2 separate regions of the Homo sapiens genome follow, and region 2 is linked to region 1. Evidence: read pairs that join two places in POLR2A ChIA-PET (ENCODE). Cell type or tissue: GM12878. All regions are shown on one strand. Each heading gives the region's core, and the rest is flanking DNA. Links, peaks and the distances in the headings are about the cores only.

The links. Peaks named below come from ENCODE experiments on the same cell type or tissue, not always from the same donor. Only the 100,000 strongest peaks of a DNase experiment are listed, where the experiment ranks them.
Region 2: POLR2A ChIA-PET joins it to region 1 with 7 read pairs; 2 of 35 experiments call an interaction of 5 or more read pairs at or near these places.

Annotation. Positions count from the first base shown.
Region 1 is chr16:14,352,230-14,357,600 of GRCh38, forward strand. No RefSeq gene overlaps it. Among named protein-coding and RNA genes, the nearest start is that of LINC02130, 15 kb to the right of the region's middle. RefSeq lists enhancers at 1,053-1,582, 2,556-2,655, 4,972-5,021 and a silencer at 2,376-2,435. In GM12878, for the core only: no CTCF peak of the experiment used is centred there; DNase peaks (open chromatin) are centred at 2,692 and 5,157; H3K4me3 peaks cover 429 bases; H3K27ac peaks cover 2,903 bases.
Region 2 is chr16:14,008,726-14,014,096 of GRCh38, forward strand. It overlaps LINC02185 (long intergenic non-protein coding RNA 2185), which reads right to left. Exons shown (of 3, transcript NR_110909.1): 2 at 4,647-4,733; 3 at 551-1,072. It also overlaps a transcript of MRTFB not described here. Among named protein-coding and RNA genes, the nearest start is that of LINC02185, 4.6 kb to the right of the region's middle. In GM12878, for the core only: no CTCF peak of the experiment used is centred there; no DNase peak of the experiment used is centred there.

The DNA.
Region 1 (5,371 bases), core at 294-5,293:
ACTTTGGGGGGGCCAAGGCGGGTGGAACACGAGGTCAGGAAATTGAGACCATCCTGGCCAACATGGTGAAACCCTGTCTTTACTAAAAGTACAAAAATTAGCTGCGCGTGGTGGCGTGCACCTGTAGTCCCAGCTACTGAGGAGGCTGAGGCAGGAGAATTGCTTGAACCCGGGAGGCAGAGGTTGCAATGAGCCGAGATTGCACCAGTGCACTCCAGTGTGGTGACAGAGTGAGACTCCGTCTCAAAATAAATAAATAGATAGATAAATAAATAAATAAATAAATAAAATAGTTTTCTTTTTCTTCTTCTTTTTTTTTTTTTTTTTTTTTTTTTGAGAGCGAGTCTCACTCTTGCCCAGGCTGGAGTACAGTGGCAAGATCTTGGGTCACTGCAACCTCTGCCTCCCGGGTTCAAGCAGTTCTCATGCCTCACCTCCCACGTAGCTGGGATCACAGGCACCCACCACCACGCCCGGCTAATTTTTTGTATTTTTAGTAGAGATGAGTTTTCACCATGTTGGCCAGGCTGGTCTAGAACTCCAGAGCTCAGGTGATTCACCTACTTCGGCCTCCAAAGTGCTGGGATTACAGGTGTGAGCCACCACGCCTGGCCTGTTCCCTTTTAAGAGTGAATAATATTCCACTGTATCACTCTACCATGTTTTCTTTATCCACTCATCAGCTTCTGGACATCTGAGTCGCTTCTGTATCTTGGCTATTGTGAGTAGTGCTGCAATGGATATGCAGATCTCTTTCTGAGGTCCTGAATTTGATTCTTTTGGATCCACACCCAGAAGTGGGACTGCTGGATCACGTGGTGGTTCTGTTTCACTTTTCGAGACAACTCCATGCTGTTTTCTATCGTGGCTACACCGTCTTACATTCATTCACACCACAGTGCACAAGGGTTCCTTTTTCTGCCCAACGTTGCCAACATTTGTTGCCTTCTGGGTTTTTATTTTTCATTATTTTTTTTGAGATGGAGTTTCCCTTTTGTCACCCAGGCTGGAGTGCAATGGCCCAATCTCGGCTCATGCAACCTCCGCCTTCTGGGTTCAAGCGATTCTCATGCCTCAGCCTCCTGAGTAGCTGGGATTACAGGTGTCCGCCACAATGCCCGGCTACTTTTTGTATTTTTAGTAGAGACAGGGTTTCACCATGTTGGCCGGGCTAGTCTTGAACTCCTGACCTAGTGACCCACCTGCCTCAGCCTCCCAAAGTGCTGAGATTACAGGCGTGAGCAACCGCGCCTGGCCACCTTCTGTTTGAGAATGGCCACCCTAATAGGTGTGAGGCCATAGCCTACTGTTCTTTGGATTTGCATTTCCCTGCTGAGTGGCGTCAAGCACCTTTTCATATGCCTCTTGACCATTCATTTGTCTTCTTTGGGGAAGAGTCTGCTCAGGTCCTTTGCCCATTTTTGGAGCTATTTGGTTTTTTGCTATTGGGTTGTAGGAGTTCTTTATATATTTTGGATATTAACCAACATATATACAGGGGAAGGTGGGGGAGGCAGGAGGGAGGGAGGGAGGGAAGGTGGGAGGGGAAAAGGCATGGCAGGGAAGGCAGGGAGGAAAGCAGGAGGGACAGAGGGGAGAGTAGTAGAAGGGGGAGGGAGAAAGGGAGAGGGAGGAAGGGGGAGGAAGGAAAGCAGGGGGAGGAAGAAGAGGAGGGAGAAAGTGGGGAGAGGAGGGGGAAAGTGGGGAGAGGAGGGGGAAAGGGGGGAGAGGAGGCAAAGAAAGGGGAGGAGGGGGAGGGAAAGAAAGGGGAGGAGGGGGAGGGAAGGAGGAAGGGGGAGGGGAATGAAAGCAAGGTGGGGGGCAGAGAGGGGAGGGGGAAGGGGAAGAAATGGGAGGAGGGGGAGGGGGAGGGGCAGAGGGAGGAGGGAAGGAGGAAAAGAGGGGGAGGGAAAGAGGAAAAGAGGGGGAGGGAAAGAGGAAAAGAGGGGGAGGGAAAGAGGAAAAGAGGGGGAAGAGGGGAGAGGTAGAGGGAGGAGGAGGAAGGGGGAGGGGGAAGGGGGAAGGAAAGGGGAAGGGGAGGGTAGGAGGGAGGACAGGGAAGGGGAAAGGGGAGGGGGAAGGGAGGAGGGGAGGGGGAAGGGAGGAGGGGAGGGGGAAGGGAGGAGGGGGAGTAGGGGGAGGAGGGAAGCGGAGGAGGGAGAGGAGGGAAGGGGAGGAGGGGGAGGAGGAGAGAGGGACGAGGAGAGGAGGGGAGGGGAGAGGGAGGAGGAGGGGCGGGGAGAGGGAGGAGGAGGGGAGGGGAGAGGGAGGAGGAGGGGAGGGGAGAGGGAGGAGGAGGAGAGAGGGAGGAGGAGGGGAGGGGAGAGGGAGGAGGAGGGGAGAAGGAGGAAGAGGGGAGGGGAGAGGGAGGAGGAGGCGGAGCGGAGAGGGAAGAGGAGGGGATGGGGGAGGGGAGGAGAGGAGGATGGGGAGGAGGGAAGGAGGGAGTAGTTTATTTCATTTACCCATCTGAGTAGCCCAAGGTTGGAACTGCATTCTGTTGATGGGGAAACGGAGCAGTTAAGTAACTTACCCAAGGTCACACAGCTGACAGGCTGAAACAAGATCCAGTGTGACACTCAAACCGAAACCGCTACACTCAAAACATGCTATGCTTTAATGATGTTACATTTTTCTAAGTTTAAGATTTTGAAAAGTTGTGCGTGTACATGCTCACCAAAAGGCAATGAACAAATCTGTGTCCTGCTCTCAACCCCAAGTCCCCTAACCACGAAGTTTCACTTCCACCTCCACAAGTAACATTTCACCATTCAGTGAGTAGCTGTAGTTTATGCAATGTAAGCTCACAGGAATATATTCTCACGTCCTCCCCTTTTTACACAAAGAGGTATACTTGCTTTGTGCATACTTGCTTTTCTTACCTAATAAAGCTTGGAAATGCTTCCTCCCTGGTTTTTCACAGCTGCATAGCATATGCGGTTATACAGATGGTGCCATTTATTTTTAACTAGTGCCCTACTGAAGGGGGTTTAGGTTGTTTCAATCTTTCGCTTTTACAATGTTGCAAAAAATAACCTCAGAGGTAAATAAGGTCTCACAAGCCCCAGTTTATCTGTAGGATTACTGCTGGGCTGCAGACCAGCTGGGACAGAGGATTTCTGCATTGGTAATTTGGACAGATATTGGCCAAGGAGACCAGGTTCATATACAACTCAGCCCAAATTCCAAAGCCAAGAGTGGGGGGGGGGGGCGGGGGGTTGGGTGGCAGCAGAGACCCAGGAGACACAAGGACACACATCCCCTCTCTATCTCCTCCAGTCCTGCCACCATCTCACCGCTGTCAGCTTCCTTTGAGCTTTCCTGTGATCACAGAACAGTGATGACCCCATGTCTTAAACGCACAAGATGAAATAGCACACAACCCTAACAAGTGAGGAAGACAGAAGGAAAAGGGCACCAAGATTCATTAAAAGGGGGCAAAGCGGGGCCGGGCGCAGCAGCTCACGCCTGTAATCTCAGTACTTTGGGAGGCTGAGGTGGGCAGATCATTTGAGGTCAGGAGTTTGAGACCAGCCTGGCCAACATGGTGAAATCCCATCTCTACTAAAAATACAAAAAGTAGCCGGGCATGGTGGCAGGCACCTGTAGTCCCAGATACTTGAGAGGCTGAGGCAAGAGAATCACTTCAGCCCAGGAGGCAGAGGTTGCAGTGAGCTGAGATGACACCACTGCACTCCAGCCTGGGTGACAAAGTGAGACTCCATCTCAAAAAAACAAAATAAATAAAAATTTAAATTTAAATTTAAAAAGTGGGGGAGCAAAACGGGAAAACATGCCAGAGAAGGGCAGCCCCCAGCATCCCTGTCCATCCCGCAGGGATGACAACATGGAACAGGGGAGGGTCTCAGACTTCCCCAAATAAACTGAGCCATGAACCGAGGACCCTGAGGCACCTGGGCCGCTCTCTGGGCATTCCCTAATCAGGAGGGTACTTGAGGCAGCCGGTCCCCTGTGCCAGAGCCCCGTGCATGGGGTTTCATGTGCATTATCCCAGCTAAGCCTCCTGGCCACCCATGAGGTCAGTCCTATTATTACCTCGCCCTCCGGAAGAGGACACAGGTGAGATTCCTGCTGGAGCCACACAAATCACTCCGCAGAAAGACAGTTTGGATAATCAGGACAACATATCATTAGCAGGACATTTGAAGCGGTGCGTAATCGTGCTAAAAATATTAATTTGGAAAGAATCTTGAGGCAGCCAAATTTCCATTCGAATCCTCACCTCCTTTTACAATAGTTTTGGGAGCAGGGAAGGATCTGAGAGGGAATGTGCCATCTCTAGCACTTTTTTAATGACATACATGTATTTTTTATTCCACAAAGTGAATGCAGGCTTATTGCAGACAACTTGGAACATAACGGAGAAAAATGAAATCCATAAACCTACCCCCCAGGGGAGGCCTCTGTTAACCCCATGGTAGGTCGGCTGTTTTCAGCATGTGTGTGCTTTAGAATACGTTGATTGAAATATAACATATGTGCAGAAAAATGCATGGATCATAAATGTATAGCTTGATGGAATTTTCGGGCAAAAACTCCCATGTAATAAGCATCTGGATCAAGAAACGGAACATATGAAAGTGTGTGTTTTTTTGTCTTTCAAATTAAAAAAGTTTTTTAGAAACAGGGTCTCACTCTGTGGCCCAGGCTGGAGTGCAGTGGCACGGGTATGGCTCACTGCAGCCTCCACCTCCTGGGCTCAAGTGATCCTCCTCCTTTAGCCTCCCAAGGAGCTGGGACTACAGGTGCACACCACCAAGCCTGGCTAATTTTTTAATTTTTTGTAGAGACAGGGTCTGGCTATGTTGCCTAGGCTGATTTCGAACCCCTGGACTCAAGAGGATCTCCTGCCTCGGCCTCCCAAAGTGCTGAGATTACAGGCGTGAGTCACTGCACCCAGCCACCAATGTGGTTTTTAAACAAAATCAGGGCCCTATGGTGTTGTGAGCCCAATTATATTCCCCAAAAAGATATGTTGAAATCCTCACCCCAGCTACCTGTGAGTGTACCCAGTGGGCCTGCTGGACAACTTGATTTCTGTCTTCTGGTCTACAGAGCTCTGAGAAAATCCATTTCTGGTGCTTTAAGCTGCCCTGTTTGTGGTGATTTTTTACAACACCCCTAGGAAACTGAAACGCGTGGGTACAGGCAGCTTAATATTTTTTCCTGATTATGAAAGTCACCAAGTTCACCTCTCACCTGGACACACGTACCAGCTCCTGGAGTGATCTAAGAATGTCATCTTGCACAGCCGGTGACTGCTGCAGACACATCAAATGATGTCAGCTCTGCACCATGCCCTGTGGCCTCGGGGACAGCGAGCAGACCATGGGTGTTGGGAAGGAGGGCC
Region 2 (5,371 bases), core at 292-5,291, 340 kb before region 1:
GTATTTTGAAAGGATGGCATTGAATCTGTAGATCAATTTGAGAAGTTTTGCTATCTTAATATTAAACTTTTCCATCTATAAACATGGGATGTCTTTCCATTTATTTAGGTCTTCTTTAGTTTCTTTCAACAATGTTATATAGTTTTGCAATGTAAAAAGCCTCATACTTCTTTGGTTAAATGTATTCCTAAGTATTTCATTCTTTTTTAAAATTTTATGTATTTATTTATTTTCATTTAGAGACAGGGTCTCTCTCTCTGACACCCAGGCTGGAGTACAGTGGCCAGATCATAGCTCACTGCAGCCTCAATCTCCTGAGTTCAAGTGATCCTCCCACCTCAACCTCCTGAGTAACTAGGACTGCAGGCATGGCCACTACACCTGGCTAATTTTTTAAAATTTTTGGTAGAGATAGAGTCTTGCCGTGTTGCTCAGGTGGTCTCAAACTCCTGGGCTTGAGTGATCCTCCTTCCTCAGCCTCCCATAGTGCTGGGATTAACTGGCATGAGCCACCATGCCTGGCCTTATTTTTTATCCTTTTTGATGCTCTTGTGAATGAATTTTTCTTAATTTCGTTCTAAATTTTCTTCTTTTCAACATATAGAAGAACTACAGCTGGTTTTTGCATATTGATCTTGTATCCTGCAACCATACTAAACTTGTTTAGTCATTCAAATAGTTTTTGGTAGCTTCTTCATAATCTTCTATGTACAAGGTTATGACAACTGTCAAACAGAGACAGTTTTATTTCTTCCTTTCCAATCTGGATACCTCTTCTTTTCTCTTGCCTACTTGTTCTGCCTAGAATTTTCCAGAACAATGTTGAATAGCAGTGGCAGTAGTAGACATCCTTTTCTTGTTTCTGATTTTAGAGGGAAAGCTTTCAGTCTTTCACGATTAAGTGTGATGTTAGCTCTGGGTTTTTCATAGATGCCCTTTATCTGGTTGAGGAAGTTCCCTCCTATTCCTAGGATACTGAGTGTTTTTATTGTGAAGCATATGTTTTGCTCTTCTCCCCCCAACAACGTGAGTTTTATCCACGTGTCACTGTGGTTTGCAATGTCGACTTTCACTAAAGATGTTGTAGGGCAGATAAAGGAGAAGGTTAAATCACATATCACCCCTCTTCTCTAATTACATCTTCTTTATCTCTCTCAAGCTACCTAGCATTTGCCCCTGCCACGACTCCCCCTTCCACCCCTGCCCCAGGCAAACTCTCTCCTCTTTCATCCACTTGCTCACCAGAGGGCTTTTAGCAAAACAGAAACCCTCTTCCTTTTTCATCCATCTGGAGATAAATAAAGGAGAGTGGGAGTTCCAAAGAAGAATCCCTTCACTCTGCTTGGTGGGGAGAAGGTAGAACAGCAAATCTTCCTGAAGGAGGGTGTGTTTGAGCTTAGATTAGAAGCTGGGTAGGATGCTGCCAGGGAAGGAAGAAATAGCTTGAGCAAAGACATCTCAGGTTGTGCCCTGATGAAAGGGAATTTAGCCCCCAACAAGGTCCAGGCAGTTTAGCCTCAACAGTTCTTACAAGGATCTTCTATTCATATGATAATTACATGGAGTGGATCTCAGTAGACTTGCTATGATATGATTTATTTTCTTTTTTGAGACAGGATCTTGCTCTGTCACCCAGGCTGGGGTGCAATGGCAGGATCATGGCTCACTGCAGCCTCAACTTCAAGCAATCCCCCTGCCTCAGCTTCCCGAGTAGCTGGGGCCACAGGCTCAGGCTACCATAATTTTTTAATTTTTTGTAGAGATGGGGATTTGCCATGTTGCCCAGGCTGGTCTTGAACTCGTGGACTCAAGTGATCCTCCCACTTCAGCTTCCCACAGTGCTGGGATTACAGGTGCGTGCCACCATGCCTGGCTATTTTTATACAGATGAGGTCTCCCTATGTTGCCTAGGCTGGTCTCGAACTCCTGGGCTCAGGCAATCCTCCTGCCTCAGCCTCCCAAAATGCTGGGATTATAGGCATGAGCCACCATGCCTGGCCTTCATTTCTGACCTCTAGAGTTGCCTTGTCCAATATGGTAGGCATTAGCCACATGTGGCCATTCAAGTGTAAATTAAGTAAAATTAAATAGCATTAAACATTTACTTCCTATTTGCACTAGATACATCTCAATAGCCACATGTAGTTAGTGGTTACCGTATTGGATAGCACAGCTATAGAACATTTCTGTTACCACAGAAAGATCTATTGGACAGTGTATTCTAGTATTGGAGGGAAGAAAGCTGTAATGAAGATGACTGAGGGGTCTGAGCCAGACAGGTGGGCCCCAGGCATAAGGTGAAGATGGCCTGGCCTGGGCGTTAGTAGGCTGGGTGCCAGTTCTGGCTCTGCCACCCCTGTTCCTGTCACTTTTGGACAAATCTCTTCCCTTTTCTGGTTTTCCCATTGTTGAGAAAATGAAATTGTTGGGCGATGTCATCCCAGGAGCCCAGGCAATGATTGACAGATTCTGTGGTTGTTTAGCCAGAAAGGGATGTATTCAGCTGTTTCTTCCAGATGTAGAGAAAAGAGCCTTGGACTCAGGAAGAAAGCAGCTGGTTCTGGTGCTACCCAGCTGAGCCATCATGGGCAAGTCACTTCACCTCTCTGAACCCCATTTCCACATCTGTGAAAGTGGGTGAGAGGGTTTTGGGAGGATGAATTGAGAGGAGTTAAAGGAAAGCACTCTGAGAAAAGAAGAGGGATAACATGATGTGGCCAGGTCAGCTCAAGTGGGAAAGTTAGCATAAACAAAGCTAAATGGGTTTATTTGCTACAGGATTTCTCAGAACCCTTAATATGCTAATGTGCACTGTGAATCCCTAAGTATTTCCTAAATTAATAAGAGCACAGAATTCCTTTTAAAATAAAATTATTATTGCCAGGTGTGGTGGCTCACGCCTGTAATCCCAGCACTTTGGGAGGCTGAGGCGGGCAGATCACTTGAGGTCAGCCTGGCCAACATGGTGAAACCCCGTCTCTACTAAAAATACAAAAATTAGCTGGGCGTGGTGGTGGGCGCCTGTAATCCCAACTACTGGGGAGGCTGAAGCAGAAGAATCACTTGAACCCAGAAGGTGGAGGTTGCAGTGAGCCAAGATCATGCCACTGGACTCCAGCCTAAGCAACAGAGTGAGACTCCGTCTCACAAATAATAATAATAATTCTTGCAAGGAATGCTCACAGGCATTCGTTATTGTTACAGGGAACCCACTTGGGAATTGCCCTTGGACAGGGATAGAGCACTTTCCTTGGCCACAGCTTGGACTAATGGCTGTCACCCAGCATTGCCCCTGAAAAATGTCTGGTCTTAGGAAGAATTGGAAAGATCTGGGTTAGATGACATCATGGAGATGGCTTAGAGTGCAGGCAGCCTCCAGAGGAAAGTGGGAGGGAAAAGTGAAAATCTGGAGAAGGTGAGGGTGGCAGCGAGAACGTACTGTTTACTCAACGCAGGTGCAAACTACAGGGCAGGCAACGACCTTGACATTTTCTTTTTCTTTTTTTTCTTTTTTTTTTTTTGAGACAGAGTCTCGGGCAGGCAACAACCTTGACATTTTCTTTTTCTTTCTTTCTTTTTTTTTTTTTTTTTGAGACAGAGTCTCGCTCTGTCACCCAGGCTGGAGTGCAGTGGTGGAATCTCAGCTCACTGCAACCTCTGCCTCCCGGGTTCAAGCGATTCTCCTGCCTCAGCCTCCCAAGTAGCTGGGACTACAGGCACCTGCCACCACGCCTGGCTAATTTTTTGTATTTTTAGTAGAGATGGGGTTTCTCCGTGTTAGCCAGGATGGTCTCGATCTCCTGACCTCGAGATCTGCCCACCTTGGCCTCCCAAAGTGCTGGGATAACAGGCGTGAGCCACCGCGCCCGGCTGACCTTGACATTTTCATAGGCATCATTTCCCATCCTCAGGACAACTCTGAGAAGCAGATGGTGTCATACCCATTTCCCAGATGAGAAAATGGAAGCTCAGGGGGTTAAGCAATGTATGAACGTTTAACATGCAGTAAATGGTAGAACTGGGATTTGAACTCAGGGCTGCCTGAGTCCAAAGCCCATACTCTAACCCCTCTGCCTCAGGGTGCCTAAAATGTCATGGCCCTGGAGCTTTCAGCCTGTAGGGGATGAGAAGGCAAACCGCCTGTGGTTTGTAAATCTAATATTATCATCTGACTTTTTCCTGATATCTTAGTGAGGTCTTTTCAATGGAATAAGCTTAATACGTTATCCTCCCCCAGTCTTCCCAGTTTCCCATCAAATAAAGATGATTCAAGAGGCCCCAAATGCAGAGCTAAAATCAGCCTTTCATCCTTGCCACCTCCCACCTCTCACTCCTCTGGGAATTGCTAGGATTTAGGAGGCCAGTATTGAACTTGAGATTTCAAGAACTGTTTTTGAGTGGCTTACAGCTATGTCCTGAGCGCTCTGAGTGAAGGCAGAGGTGCTGGTTAGCAAGGTGGGAGGCAGAGATACCGAGCTCCCAGGCAGGGATGAGGGGCACAGCATGGAGCAGTGACTTCTGAGAGTGTTGTGTGTCTTCATGGATTGTGCAATCTCTATCCGGAAATTGATCAATTGCAATCAAAAGCAGTGGCACCAATTTATAATCTTTTAGAATCTAACTTCTTAAGGGTATTGAATCTTTACCTCTAAGGCAATCAGGTCCAGATGGCAAAGGGAAACCCTCTTGTCACCAGCTCTTGGGCATTTAAAAACAGCATGGCAGGTTGCGGCCTTGCAAGGAAAGAAGAGGGGAAAACATTGTAAATACTGTGTACCCTGACTGTGTTGGCTGCACTTGAAAACAGGCATCTTCATTTGCAGTTAATTAGATTAACTCAGCTGCGATTACGAATGGAATTCCTTGCTCCAGCAACAGCGAACGTTTGTTGAACATGTGTTGTAATCTTGCCTTTAAATACAACCACATGTATGACATATTTTGTTTTCTCTTGGCCATTGGACTGGAAAACTATTAATACAACATCTGCTTTGCTTTCTGATTGAATCAGGGGCAAAGAGCAGGTCTCTGTAGTGTCCTTCAGATTATGCCTGGGATATCAAGTTACAGCTGCTAACCACTTTCCCACTGCTTAAGAATCCAACCCTGAACGTGACTTTTCTATTGGAAACGCAGGTCTCACTCACTGGAGGACCAAATTACCTCCTGATCTTGCCTCCAGCATGTGAAGTCCACCCTCGCACCTCCCACGCCTGAACAACTCACTATTGTAACCCCTTGTTAGTTTTTTAAACGGTACTCAACCCCATTTCAAATCATTTTATTTTTCGCTTAGTCGTTTGTCTGTCTCCACCATGAAAATATTCCCTCCAGAAGGGCAGGACCCATGTCTATTCCCCATGCCCTCCCC